Linked DNA regions of Homo sapiens: region 2 is linked to region 1. Evidence: chromatin contacts called from ENCODE Hi-C data. All regions are on one chromosome and are shown on one strand. Each heading gives the region's core, a stretch centred on a gene start or an enhancer-like site at or near the end of the contact. The rest is flanking DNA. Distances are from core to core; before and after follow the strand shown.

What was found. A loop is a pair of places that touch in the nucleus more often than their neighbours do. Pooled maps may share reads with other maps.
Region 2: a loop to region 1 is called in a pooled map, with 6 times the contacts of the local background. The contact joins the enhancer-like site here to the promoter of MRPL39 in region 1. A Hi-C loop is called at or near these places in 7 of 50 pooled maps.

The regions. Positions count from the first base shown.
Region 1 is chr21:25,602,763-25,610,335 of GRCh38, reverse strand. MRPL39 (mitochondrial ribosomal protein L39) reads left to right here and starts at 2,855. Exons shown (of 10, transcript NM_017446.4): 1 at 2,855-2,933; 2 at 3,681-3,887; 3 at 6,401-6,540. The coding sequence starts at 2,861. RefSeq lists a silencer at 1,751-1,810 and an enhancer at 2,791-2,910.
Region 2 is chr21:26,066,431-26,074,003 of GRCh38, reverse strand. All of the region lies in intron 3 of APP (amyloid beta precursor protein), which reads left to right. Among named protein-coding and RNA genes, the nearest start is that of APP, 100 kb to the left of the region's middle. Within about 2 kb of position 2,908, at least 8 of the 41 ENCODE cell types and tissues checked have a DNase peak (open chromatin) inside an H3K27ac peak, as active enhancers do.

The DNA of each region.
Region 1 (7,573 bases), core at 1,606-4,105:
CTTAGATTCTCTAATTGTTAACATTTTGCCACATTTGCTAAATTTGTCTTGTTCCCTCCCTCAATATTAGAGCTCCCTGTTTTTGCTGAAACATTTGGGAGTTTGTTATAGGCATAGTGATATTTGGTTCCTAAATATTTTAATATATATATCTTAAGAATAAGGATTATTTCCTATATGACCATGACACTATTATTGTATCCAAGAAGTATAACATTGATATAATATTATTTAGTATACAGTTCAAGTTTCTCTGTCACAATAACATTCTTTGTAAATTTTTTTTCCTGATCCAAAACCTAGCGAGGATCATGCATTGATAATAACTGTATATTTCTTTAGTCTCCTTTAATTTAGGACAGTTTATTAACTATTTGGGGGTTCATCTTTCATAAAACTTACATTTTTGAAGAGTTTAGGTCAGTTGTTTTGTAGAATATATCACTTTTTGGATATACCTGATTTCCTCATAATTCTTTAGATTCAGGTTAAATATTTATGTTAGGAATACTCCATAGATAATATTGTTTATATCACAACCAAGAAGCACAAATAATGTCAGATTGTCTCATTTTGGGTGATGATAAGTTTGACCACTTGATGATGATATCCACCAGATTTCTCCATTGAAAAGTTTCACTTATCCATTTGTATTTTGTCAGTAATATGTGAGGTGATACTTAGAGACTATGTGACTATATCCCTGATCCTCAACAAACTTTCTCTACTGATTTTAGCATCTATTGACGATCCCTTCCTGTACCAATGGTTACATTGGTAGATGCAGAATGGTGATTTTCCCTATTCTATTATTCCTATGACTTTTATTATCTGGCATTCTTTTGTACAGAAAACTCTCTTCACTCTTTCTACACTGATTTATTCTTGAGTGTCATTACGGATTCATGAATTTTTAATATACATGTCATAATATTTCAGCATTATTCTTTTTGTTATGCAAACTCTCCCAAATTTGGACAGCGGGAGGACCTTCGAGCTTGGTCCGCCGTCCTTTTTAACATGTTTCTGTTTGTCTGTATTTTATAGTTAGTTGTAGGCTTTCTGGCACAGTAATGATCCAGGCTTATCTTAGATATTTACTGTTACAGACTTGATACTTTTTATTTGGCAGAGACATTGACAGAGTGAGACTAAGATTTGGGGAGCTGGTTGATAAAGAAGGCAAGATAAAGAAGATTCAGAGTAAGAAAATATTTGGGGGGAATTCTTGGCCAAAGATTTACCTCGGGTATGTCTCTCAAGCTCTTAAAACCTGAATTTCTTTTCCTGGAATATGAAGATTATTATGCCAATTGCTCAGGTAGGTTGTGAAAATTAATAAACCAAGCCCTATGATTGGCACATAGTATTTTTTGGCCATTATCACTAGTGACAACCTTTCAACTAGGTTAATTTCTCATACCGGTGAACTCCAATTACCTGCCTCCAATGGGTTTGTGATCAAACTTGCTTAAGTTTATGTTCAGAGGCTTTGCTTAAATGTGGCTCTAAGATGTTCTAAGGGCACTAGAGTGTTTCTAGGTAAGGTTAAATGGGTACAGGCTCTAAAAGGCCGATGAAACAGACAGCTTTCATGGGAACTGTATGCAAATTTGAGGAAGCAAAAGATACACCCGCCCTCCAACACTATATGTATATATGTACATTTCGTGGTTTGAATTAGGATCTTAAATGAAATGTAGCCTGGTAAAATGTAGACTGGATGTAAATCCAAGCTCCGTCACTTACATTTCCCATTTTAAAAAGTGAAGATACTTACACTTTCCTGGCGCAGTGGTTGTGAGTGTAACATTTGGGCCAAGGAGACGGTCGATCTATCGTGGCGCAGGGTCATATTTGTACCTTAGGCGGCACTTCCACCTGGTGGCGGCGCATTCCAATTGCAAGGCAAAGGACAGAGTGGGGGAAAGGCTGAATTCGACACCCTTAAGTAAAGCCACAGAATTAAACTACTGTAAATGAAAATATTTCCATCCTGTACCTACAGAGTGCTTACTTCAAATAACACTCACGTCCTGGTAGGACAGAAAAATTAGACAATGAGCTGAAGTTTGCCTGCAAGGGCATTCATTCATTCATTCATTCAAGAAACATCTGTTGAGCGCTGACTGCGCTGTGCTCTGTTCTGGGCGCTTGGGATACATCAGTGAACTAGAGACAAAAATTCTGCCCCGGGATGCCTTCTCCTATACATCCTATACTATATAAACTAAACTAGAAAATTTGTAAAGAGCTCTTAGGAATTACAACGTCCTCTCCAAAGTCAAGGGGACGTGTTCCGAGGCCTCTATTACCACAGCTAAGGGGAGAACCGGGGTGCAGACCCACTCCAGCCGAACTAAGAACCTACCCGGCACAATTGAAAGTTAAGCCACGCGCTAGAGGATGTCATCGCTGACAAAATAGAAGACGCCTTCCCCATTCCCCCCCACCCCCGCCCCCGCCAAGAAAACCATATATTCTTTTAGGGAAGCAAGCGCTTCACCTGGGTGGCCGGGATCGAACCCGCGGAGGGCTGAAGGCGGAGGGCAACGACGCCTGTGGAACTCTGTTTCCCTGCAGAGCCTACGTGGTGGGCGGCAGGCCGACCGCCCTGGGGGCCCTGCACCTCTGGGTAGGTGACCGCGCCCAGGTATCGAGCACAGGTAACGCGCCCCGGCTCCGAGTCTCGGGGTCTCAGCCACTGAATCCCCAGCGAGGCCTGACGCCCCCCGGTGGAGGCGAGCAGTCTGAGTGCTGGGTCCGGAACAGACCTGTCCTGCGGAACTCCGAGTGCGCGTTCGGTTTCCGGGGGAGGAGGGCGGAGAAGGACTTGCGCGCGACGGTTCTCACCGCTGCTATGGAGGCGCTGGCCATGGGTTCCCGGGCGCTGCGGCTCTGGCTGGTCGCACCCGGTGGCGGGATCAAATGGAGTGAGTTTCAGAGGCCGTAGGGACAGGGAGCGAGGCCTAGATAGTGGTGTCTGTCTAGATTGGGTCTGAGGCGGGGCCGGGGAGGTCCCGCGGGGCAGAGGAAGGAGGAGGGTTTCTTAGTCCCTCCGCGGCGGTCGCTCTTGCACAGCTTGGGAGGACTAATTTATGGGAACGAGGGTCTGGCGGAGGGCAGGGGCAAGGGCAGGGGTCGGGGCCAGGGGTCGGAGCCAGGCCGCGGGAGGAGCTTGGGCCCGCCTCTGGGAAGCAGCGCACGTTCCGTGCACATCTGTCCATGTCTTCCCAAGGAATACTCGTACTTGCCTTGGCAGGTTCCCTGATTTGGCCTTTGGGATATAAACTCAGCATTTCTCATTCTGGATATTGATAGTTTCGGTGTGGGACCTTTGGTTTCCTGAAATTTTCTTGTTTTTCTTCAGACCCTGTCAAACCGACCACTTTGTTCACCTTCCCAATGACTCTAGTCCAGTTTTGACTCCGTTTCCTGGTTACTTTTTGCCCCTTATTGTAAAGCACTGATTGGAAACACGACACAGGAAATTGGTGGGAAATAGCGATCTGATGTGAAAGAGCCAAATTTAAAAGTAGAGGCACGTATCTGGGCCAGCTCTGTTTCTTCCGCTGGTGTTTGTTAATATTACAAATTGGTTTAATTTTACCTCTGAGCGCACTTTTGGCAGTACGTTAATCATTTTTTCAGTCTTCATATTTATTGTAACTTCTCCACAGGATTTATAGCAACATCGTCAGCTTCTCAGCTGTCACCGACAGAATTGACAGAAATGCGGAATGATCTCTTTAATAAAGAGAAAGCCAGGCAGTTATCATTAACTCCCCGAACTGAGAAGATAGAAGTTAAGCATGTTGGGAAAACTGACCCCGGTACTGTCTTCGTGATGAATAAAAACATTTCAACTCCCTACAGTTGTGCCATGCGTAAGTAGCAGAATCAGGTTACAGTTTTGACCCTTTTACTTAAGCTGTGTGGAAGCACTGGTGCAGGAGACAGGATGCTGTAATTACTTCTGGTCATCTGTGGCCATGGCAATCCCTTTATACCAAAATCCTTTCTTGAGACCTGCATGGTGACTGCTCCCACCACATCACAGACCTAGCTAAAAAGAGCAAGCAAATCCCAGCTACTTGGGAGGCTGAAGCAGGAGGATAGCTTGAGGCCAGAAGTTCAAGACCAGCCTGGGCACCATAGCCACCCTGTCTCTCAAAAAATAAAAATAGAAATAAATTAGCCAGATGTGGTGGGCGCAGAAGTCCCTGGACTTCCCAGAGGTTCTTTATCTGGCACCTTATTGTCTATTCACTGTCCCTGTAGTTCTGGAGGGTACTCTGAGTATTGCAAGGTTGGCACTGTAGTGCACAGATTGTCCTGCCTGGCGCTTGTTTGAATCTGGCTTTGTTTATGGTACTAGATAATTTTCTGGCAGAAGGTGACCAGACCTGAGTGCATTGTTACTAGTGTGCTTTCTCCTTTAATTTAATTTAATTTTAGAGATGAGGGTCTGGCCCTGCTCCCAGGCTGGAGTGTAGTGGTACTATCATAGCTCACTGAAACTCCTAGCCTCAGCCTACGAAGTAGCTGGGACTACAGGTGCCCACCATCACACCTGGCTAATTTATTTTTATTTTTGAGAGAGAGGGTGGCTGTGGTGCCCAGGCTGGTCTTGAACTTCTGACCTCAAGCTCTCCTCCTGCTTCAGCCTCCCAAGTAGCTGGAATTTGCTTGCTCCTTTTAGCTAGGGCTGTGATGTGGTGGGAGGAGTCACCGTGCAGGTCTCAAGAAAGGATTTTGGTGTAAAGGGATTGCCATGGCCTCAGATGATCAGCTTTTTTTTGCCGCCTTTTTCTTTCTCCCCTCTTCATTGTATAGCCTAACTTAATCTATCATCTGCTTTCCACTTGGCTCTCTCTGTGTTGTATTTTTGTTGACATTTAGATGTACATGTGGTAAATGTGTGAGTGGGAATGTGCATGGGGTGAATGTGATTGGGGTAAAAGTATTTATGTATATCTTAAAGGAGACAACTGTGCCCCATGTGTGATTTTGTGTGGAAATGAAGGGAATAAGAACTTCTATATTTTATTTTTGATCAAAATGTTTTGATAGTACGTTTGATAGAACTGGTAATATTTAAATTAAAGAAGCCCCAAAACAGATACAGGCATGACTAGCTGCATTGCTTAAACTTTTGGAAAACTCAGTAACCATTCCATTTAAGTAATTAACAACTTTAGTTATCAGCTTAAACTGGCCTAGAGAGTCTACACTCACTCTTAATCTTCCTTCACTCTGGCATTTGAATTAGTACTTATAAATATTTACTCATTTGGTTTTCAAGTATTTCTGGAACCTCTGCGATATGATAGGCATTAGGACTACAGAGGAGGATAAGACAAAACTCAGGCCCTTAAGGAGCTTTATACACATCACATGTAGTGATGAAGCTTCTGAAGCATCCTCAGCATGACCCCTGCAATGAGACGTTCTTGTCATTCATGCTTGCAGTCATTCAGTAAACTGTTATTGAACACCTGCTATATTCCAGGCCTGGTGCTAGACTCTGGATATACTGATGAGTGAGCAAAAGTAGACATGATCCCTGACTTTACGGGGTTTATGTAGTGGTTGATAATTTAGACCTTGTAGTTTGACTACTTTTGTGAGTAGCTGTGTAATTGCAGAACATCTAATTGGCATTAACAGTTGGCATTGCATTCTGGGATGATGAAACAGACCAGAGCTGATTGGCTTATCCGGGAGTTAATATTAATTATTAAAAAATGGTAACTACTGTATTTAACTTGAAGCATCTATGTCATGGAAATAAGAGATGGTTTGGGAGCAAGACCCAAAACCAATCTAGAACTGATTTTTGTAGGTGTGTATTAATATATTTCCCTTTTACTTTGAGTTGTGTGTGTATCTATCCAAATGTATCCATGATGCTGCTCTCTGAATATTCAAGTGTAACTTTTTTCATTAATAATTAGCAAATTAATTTCAAACTAGATGTAGCCTGAACAAATTTTGTAAATGGTTTGGGTAATTTTGTTAATAACCAATAAGACCTTGAGTATATTGGGTATTATTTTATTTATTTATTTATTTTTGAGACAGAGTCTCGCTCTGTCACCCAGGCTCGAATGCAGTGGCGTGATCTCGGCTCACTGCAACCTCTGCCATCTTGGTTCAAGCGATTCTCCTGTTTCAGCCTCCCAAATAACTGGGATTACAGGCACGTGCCCCCACACCTGGCTAATTTTTGTAGGGTTTTTTTTTTTAATTGATTATAGACGTAATATACTTTTTTTCTCTAAAAAGGACAGTCTGCAGAATCTTGCCTTTCCATTGTTATATTTCTAAATATAGCACTTAAACATGTAACTTTTCACTCTGGATTTTGTTAGATAATCAGTCTGTTTTAAATTTCTAGATTTAAGCGAGTGGTATTGCAGGAAGTCCATTCTGGCTCTGGTGGATGGACAGCCTTGGGACATGTATAAGCCTTTAACAAAGTCCTGTGAAATTAAATTTCTTACTTTCAAAGATTGTGATCCAGGAGAAGTGAATAAGGTATTTCTATCTCTACATTCTTTTTCTATTTCCCCAGTATCTTCACCTTTTTATTAAGACCTGTTTTCTATGGGGTGTAATGTAAAAATATGGCCAAGTTCAAATGTTGTATCGTACTCTTTAGTCAATGTTTTACCTGTTAGATTAGGCACTTTTGTAGTTCAGAACTTATCAGTGGCATCCATTTGTGGGTATTTTTGTATGCTATGTCTTTTATATTCATATCTTTGTTCAACTTACATTCATTAATCACTCTCTATATTGTGGGTGATTCCATTTCCACTGCTACTGCTTGAATTCAGCCTTTGACCATCTTATCTAGATGATTTCAATAACTTTTTAACTCTTTCTGCTTACCCATCCCCCCACTATTTTTTTTCGTTACTTAAAAGTTGTTCTTTTACAGGCATATAACAGCTTTATTAAGTGACTTGTCCAAGGATCATGTCACTTAAACCTAAAGAACTTGCCTACCTGTTAACATTCACATAGCTTTCCAGGCCCTGTATAATCTGTTCCCAGCCTGCCTTTCCAGCTTGGCCTCCCCCCTGCTTCTTTCCACTTCCTCCTTGCTCTGGCCTCTTTAGAGTACTTGGTCACTGTATTAGTCCGTTTTCACACGGCTATAAAGAACTCCCTGAGACTGGGTAATTTATAAAGAAAAGAAGTTTAATTGACTCAATTTTTCATGGCTGGAGAGGCTTCAGGAAACTTAACAATCATAGTAGAAGGGGAAGCAGGAACATCTTACATGGAGGCAAGAGAGAGAGTGAGGGAAGAACTGCTAAACACCTTTAAACCATTAGATCTCATGAGAACTCAACTCACTATCAAGAGAACAGCCTGGGGGAAACCGCCCCATTATCCAGTCACCTTCTACCAGGTCTCTCCTTCGTTCGAGATGAGATTTGGGTGGGAACACAGGGCTAAACCATATCAGTCACTAATGGTTTATGCTGTGTTATCCACCTTGCTTTTGTTGATGCTTTCGCCAAATGTGAGCATTTTCTTTTCTCTCTATTAAAATCCTATT
Region 2 (7,573 bases), core at 1,659-4,158, 460 kb before region 1:
ATGTTGCTATATTTTTATGAATAGGTCCTGTAGCTCTTGCTTTCTTGAAAGCTTAGAATTGATTGTAAGCCATGGACTAATGATATTCTCCAAGCATATTTAACATGAATAGGCTCATGTTCAGTATGTCAAGAAGTTACCCTGTTGTACTATTTAAATAATTTGAGCTTAGTTTTCTTTTTCCACCTTTGTTCTAAATTCTTAGGTGAGTCTGAATTCCTGGGCATCTGTGCACACAGCTTCTTCAGTAGGTCCTTTACTCTCATTGTATCTGATCTTTGACTTCATAAAGACCCTTGGCCTACTGACCCTGTATTTAATTTCACATCTCAATAGTATTTAGCCTTCTCATATTTTTCCTCTTCTTTAGAGCTCCCTGATCCCTCACTCCAGTCATTCAACTCTGTGTATTCCTTTAACTTCCACCCTCGCTCTGTCTCTTCACAGATATGCTTCTTTATATGGTAGTCAGAAGTTCCTGTGTGATCTTCGTAACCTCCAGTTCCCTCCACAGTCACCTGTTATCAGGCATCTGTTCCTTGAGCTCCAGGGAATGAGCTCTTTGCTATCATTCTGGTTGTCGGACTCACTGGGCACTGTTGTGTCCTCCACAGTCTCTCAGTGGCATCGGTTGATGGGTGCATTCTCCCCACACTGATGTCATTCTGCTGCTTCTGATTTTCTTTCTGCTGTCCTCCATTTTCCTTTCAGGCTCCCTTCCCCGTCCTCCCCGCGCCACCTTTTGCAATATTTAGGATTCAGAAATTCCAAATATTGCAAAATATTTAGAATCAGAATTCAGAAATTCTAAATATCAGTGTTTAATAGGAGTACCCTGGGGTTGTCCATTTTCTCACACAACACATACTTGCTAGGAGATCTCATAAGTGCAGTGGTTTTTCAGAGGCCTGCATTGATGATTCCTGAGTCATTATGTCCAGGCCAGGCCTCATACATACTATTTACTGGTTCTCTTTCTGCGGGTGCTCCACCAAGAATTCAGACTCAATGGAATATTTCTTCTAAGATGTACACCAGTTCCTTATCAAAAAATGGCAAATTCAGACTTCTTAGGTTAAACAGAGAACTCGTGAACATGGCATATGTCTGTTATTCCATTTTTCTCTGTTGGCTTATTGCTGAGTACCATTTGGGATAAAAATCTGTTTCAGGCAAAGGATAGGATTGTTTTCAGCTTTTATTAAATTCTCCTAGACCCTTGATTTTATGCAGAGAACTAATTAAATTTGAATGAATTTAATGTAGAAACCCTGCTATTGATGCAGAAATCAACCTGATTCTGGACTAGCACCAGAATCAACTATTTTTGTTGTTTTTGCTTTCTTTTTTTTTGCTTTTGCTTTCTCTGCCGGTAAATAACAACTAGTATGTAAGAATCAAATGAATCAAGCATAAATCCCTAGGAAATATTTATGCATTCATTTTTAACAATTTAAAGATGTGAAGATATATAATTAAGCATAATCCTCTCAAAGTTTGACGTTGAAAAGTATTTCAGATACTTCAACTTAAATATATTTTTTGCAAAATATCTTTTTTAAAAAAACAGATGTGGTCTCAGCAATGTAATTATTACAGTGTGAGGAGAGCTTACAGTTGTACCAAAATTTATAACTAGGAAGAAGAGAATGTGAAATAATCCGGAAACCTACAAAACTGTCCTATACAGGAATACCAATTAAACAGCTACTAAAAATGAGTGTAAAATGACAATATGGCTTTATCAAGTGCTTAGGGTCTGGAAAAATGCACATATTGCCTGTTATTTATTGTTATACTTAATGAATGTTCTTTTGCACGTGAGAACTGTTATAAAAGATGTCTTTTGTACATACTTGGTACACCAGTTGGCTTTTTAACCCATTAGCTGTTTTCCCCCAAAGGTGGCCTACTCTAGATGACGTTAAAAATACACATTTTCCAGGGACTTATATAAATAGTCAACTGCCCTATTATGGAAACTTAAAAGCGAAGGCCCTGAAATATCCAGACAGTTTGAACATAAACCAAAAATGAAGTGAATCTCTAGAATTGCTGTGTAATAGCGTGAGTGGGGAGGGGGTCCCTCAAGAGAGGGAACTGACCTTTTTCTTCCTCGTGGGTGACCTTGAGTACACACTTTATTTAGTCATTAAAAGGGTCACCTGAAGCTTAGAGAATGAAGATCCTACAGCCTGTTAATTTTATCATTGTTAGAAACTCTCTGCCTTTGGCCTGAAAATGGTAAATCACCTTTCTTAGAAGATTCTCATATCCAGATATTCTTACCAAATCAGAATCTTTTCCAGCATTTTCTTCAAAAAACCACAGTTCTGGGTTAAAACACAGCAGATCCTAACTGTAATTTTCCTTTCATGTACATTTTAGTCATCTTTATAATTTTAAATGAAAGACAGGAACTACATTATTTGAAATAAGGGTTAACCCCCTCTAATTATAAGCATTAATCACACACAGTTTTCTCATTTCTAAATGTTAAATATAAAATGGGAGCTATCTCTTCAGACACTTTTCTGTTGCCTTCTGTGTGCGGCAGGACCTTACTTTTAAGCTTAGTTTGATTTAAAGGCTGAGTTTCTGCTTGCTTGGAATGCTTGCTCTTCAAAATATTTGCTCCCTGGAGAGGGAAACTGAAGATGGAGCTTTCACGTGACTTTGGATTGCTGACCTGGAAGACGTTTGGGGTAATAGGATGGGCTAGGGCATGGTTCCACTGCTTTCTGTTTGAGTGGGGTCAGGAAAGGAAGGCGGGGCTCGCTGTGTGCAAACAGGAAAACATAGTCTGAAGATGTTTGAAGCCTGAGTGCACTTTCATTTGATGCCTTGCTTTATTGCTTAAGAGAATTTTAAACTGCCGAATCCGCAAATGTGCTGCAGCCTATAATGACACATATTTAAATGATTTTTGCATCTAAACAAATGCATTCACTCTTTGCCTGGTGTGTACAATTTGAATGACACTCGTGCTCTGCCTGGAAGGAACAGACGTTTTTCATTATAAAATTCAGTCAAGCAGAAAAGTAGCAAAGGAAGCAGAAATTTCCATTTACATCTATGATTGAAGTTGTAGTGATAAAAGAGGATGACTAAGTTGAAGAGTAGCCTTGTTCTCATTCTGCTATCTGACATGGGATCTTGTCACTTTGGTAATAGTTTTTAAACTTACATTATTGAGGAAGGCTCTGATCAGAAGTCTCAAATTATACATGTTCTTCAACCTTAGATTTTTCTGGGTGTTTTGTTTCAAAAGTCTCAAATTATATATGTTCTTCAACCTTAGATTTTTCTGGGTGTTTTGTTTGGTTTTTTGGTTATCTATAGATAGATTTGAGTATCTCTTTTTTTCTTAAAATCCGTTACTTACTAGTAATAAAGACTTAAGTGGTAGCTTTACGCTCCATTATCACAGAGATTCACAGTACTTTTTAGTTTTTACTTGTGAGCCTCAGCAGGTGTAGACAGATACCTTAGTTGCCACTGATAACATCCAGTTGCCACTAGATCAAGAAATGGTTCAAAATTCTCCAGGGGCATTTTCTGCTAAAGAAGAGTTGGTGATCTTCCTTTTGGAAGCCTTAATGTACTTAAACCTTCTTCCTTAGAAGTCCAGAAATTCAATTATTTCAGCTCTCTGTGGAGTGATAAGTCCTGCCAAATTGATTTACAATAATGAAACTAAGCCTTGTTTACAAATCTAAGTGGTGATTTCTAAGTCCACAGAGGCGTGGTAACAGAGAGAGAGATTCTGATTTATCTGGGGGTCTATCCGTGTTTGAACAGATTGTGTGATTTTTGAAACATGATTCAAAAGGGATGTTGATAAATTCTAAAATACATTTTTATTGAAGAGCTTGATGAATCATGTATACTTACTTTATTTGTTATTCTATTAGATATTGTCTTCCTCATCCCTAGGTGGTGTTGCTAGTACAGTGACAGAATTCAAATCCTTCTTTTTCCTCTGCTCTAACAGAGCTTTGTGAACTCATAGCAATATTGTAATGCCTGGTAAAAGGTGGTGCCAGTTTCAAGTACTATATCCTAATTACTTCATGGCTAACTCTTGTTATTGTTAACAATATTGTTAACTCTTTTGTTAAATGCAGTGACATCTTTTTTCTTTCTCATTCTCTGTGTACTTTTTGCCCTAAATAGTTCTGCATCTTTTAAGATACAAGTTTGCTTTTTCTTGGAGGTTTTTATTTGGAAAATGCCTGAAATATATAGACCAACATTTGTTCCTCCAATGGTTAAATTACATTGTCTCCCAAAGTGAGGCATTTTAAGTCTGGACTATACCCAGGAGAATCTAAAAGAGGCAGTTAATAAGCTCTTGAAGAGCACAGTGGGGTGGTTGTGTATTTATTGAGTCTCACACTTAGGAGAGAAATAGGCTGGACCAAATGAGCCTGGGCATCAAAAGCATGTGGGTGGTCGTTGGTGATATGTGCAGTGATGAGTGTGTGTGCTGAGGGTCCTAGACCAGGCTGGCAGGGAAATGAACTGAAGGCAGTGAAGCCTCCCCTGATAACTGCAGAGAGTGCTGCAGCATCCAGGACCTCAGGATCATGATGAACAAGCTGTAGTGGATGGAAGGGAGAGGAACTATGGGAAGGATGAGTTTCTGGCCAGAAAGTGGTTTACTGGAGTGCTGTGTCTGAGTATTACATGATCTGAGGACCATGAGGTCCAGCTTTGGGAGTATGGAGAGTTTGAGTGGAGTAGAGTTATAGTCCCATGGTCTTCTGATTCACAGACATTCATGAGCGATAAGTATCTATTGAGAAAGTGGAAGCATGATTTTTATGACCTCCTCTTGTTGTGGGGAAATCGATCAACGGGGCCTATATTGGTTGGGTTCTACAACCAAATAGAATGTGTTCAGCAGGAGTCATGTTTTGGGCTCCTCACAATGTTCAGTGTTAGTTCTGTTCCTTTCTCTTGCTTCCACATAGGAAAGACTTTGACCCAATGAGGAATTAGTCATTGTCCTTTGGGTACACTTCCGGAATTTGATAATCAGTTGGGCACTTGATTCTAGTACATTTGCTAAAAGTAATTAATACCCTGCAATTGGAAGCATGCAGCAAGCGACTGGGAATGCTAAGTGAAAGGTCAGAATTGAAAGAGTGGAGGAGGCTGTTGACCCTTAGGCATGGATGATATGTCTGAGTGAGAAAGCAAGAAGAGTAGAAGACAGAGCCTTACTTTATAATCAGAATTATGAAAAGAGGAGCCAATGAGAGGGAAAGAATGATTGGCTTGAGATAGATTGGTGGAAACTGGAGAAGATTGAATTTAAAGAAGAAAAGTGGGCCAAGTTCAGTGGCCCATGCCTAGAATCCCAGCAAATTGGGAGGCTGAAGCTAGGAGAGTTGCTTGAGGCCAGGAGTTTGAGATCAGCTTGGGCAACGTGGCGAGACCCCTGTCTCTACAAAAAATAATTAAAAAAAAAATTAGCCAGGCATGTTGGCATGTGCCGGTAGTCCCGGCTACTTGGAAGGCTGAGACAGGAAGGTTGTCTGAGCCCAGGAGGCTGCAGTGAGCTATGATCACAGCACTGCACTCCAGCCTGGTTGACAGAGGGTATCCCCGTCTCTTTAAAAAAAAAAAAAAAAAGAGAATGTGGCAGAGTAGTCAGAGAACTGGAGGGCTGAGAAGAGACTGATGGCATTTGTTGTTCTTGACCTTGAAAGAAGAGTTGCAGATTGTTGGAGCAAGGCCAGATGGTAATAGGTTGGAAAGAACAAGTGAGGGGCGTGAGAGTGACAGTCTACAACCCCGTTAAGAAGTTATCTGTGAAAATGCCTCTTCCTGTCTTGATTATAGCCTCCCTCGCACATGGCTTTCTGAGTATGGTATGTGAAAACAGCATGCTGTATATTTTTACCTTCCCATATGAGTTAAGGTTTTGGTAATGACTTGTGGTTCTTTTGCCTCACGGAACACCAACCTGGTTGGTATTTTGTCGGCAATTATGTGGTTTTTAAAAAGCCCCGTATATAACCTTAATTAATTGCGTCTCTAAAATCTATCAGGCTTTGAGTTTTTTGTTTTTTTTTTTTAAATAAGGCAGAAAGAAAGGAAAGTGTTAGGAGAAAGCAACCAGTGAGAATACCTATATTTTGAAGAAACAAAGTAGGGAATTTAGAATTATCTCTACTATATCTGCTTTTTCAGCTCATCTCTCGGGATACAGAGGACTGAACTAAGCTAAAGTAGGTTCAAGTCTAAAGGAAACCTTAAATTAATTTCTGTATTAGAATTAATCACACACCTATAAATACAATTTATGATATGAGAACTGCAACAAGAGAAATGGGGGGAGATGAGCAGTTTGCTGATCAATAGGGTTAATGATGGTAACATAGAATCCTAGTGATATGCCTCCCATTGACTAAAATGTATGCGTTAAGATAGCATAGCGCATAAAATGGTGTACTGCAGTCTCAGTGTATTCAAGCTTATTATGGTTTCTCTGCCTAGGTTTGTGTCTTTGGCTTTAGATTTTCTCCCATAACCCCAACCTGTCCACATTCAAGTCACTACTCCTTGAAATATATTATTGATCTCTAAAATCTGATGCTAAGTCTGTCTTGCCCAACGGTGGCCACTAGCCACCCATGGCCATTGAATATTTGAAACCTGGCTAGTCCAAACTATGCTGTGAGTATAAAAAACCCACCAGATATTAAAAAGTTAGTCTGGGAGAAAAAAACAAATGTAGAATGTCTTAATGATAATTATTTACATTGATTGCATGTTGAAATGATGAAATTTAGGATGTACTGGGTTAAAATATATTAATAAAATTAATTTTACCTGTTTCTTTTTACCTTTTTATGTTAATGTGGCTACAGGAAATTTTAAATTAGATATGTGGCCTCTATTATATTTCTGTGAGACAAAGCTGCTCCAAGCTGTTTTGGTCCAGAACTATATCTCGGTTCTTTTGTATCCTACATGGACCTGCATAGAATGGTATTTAGTAATACTCAGCAGTAGCAGAGATGATCTCTTATCAAATTATGTTAAGTTTTAATTTTTATTCTTGTCTCTCACCCTATGTGCACCTCTCTGGCCAGGAGGCATTTATCATATCACCTTTTAATATTTGGAAATCACTTGATCTGCTTGAGTCATTGTGTTGTTTTCAAATCTAGAACTCTTTCTACCTTATTTTGTAACTTCTATAATTAAACAAAAGGCGAACCAGGAGCAGCTTGGCTCTTAGGGATGTGTGAAAAGGCGCTCAGTCCTTAAGTTGGTGCCAAAAGTGACAAATCTATAGGATGAGATGCAGGTTTATGGAAGAGAAGCATGAAAATTTTTATTTTTTAAAAGGACACAGCAAGCTAGTCACCAAAAGACAGATACTTGATTCTACTTATATGCGGTACCTTTTTGAATTTGAAGAGTCAAATTCAAAAAGATGGAAAACAGAATGGTGGTTTCCAGGTTCTGGAGGTGGGGGAATGGGGAGTGGAGGTGGGGGAATGGGGAGTGGAGGTGGGGGAATGGGGAGTTGTTTAATGGTGTGCAGGGTTTTAGT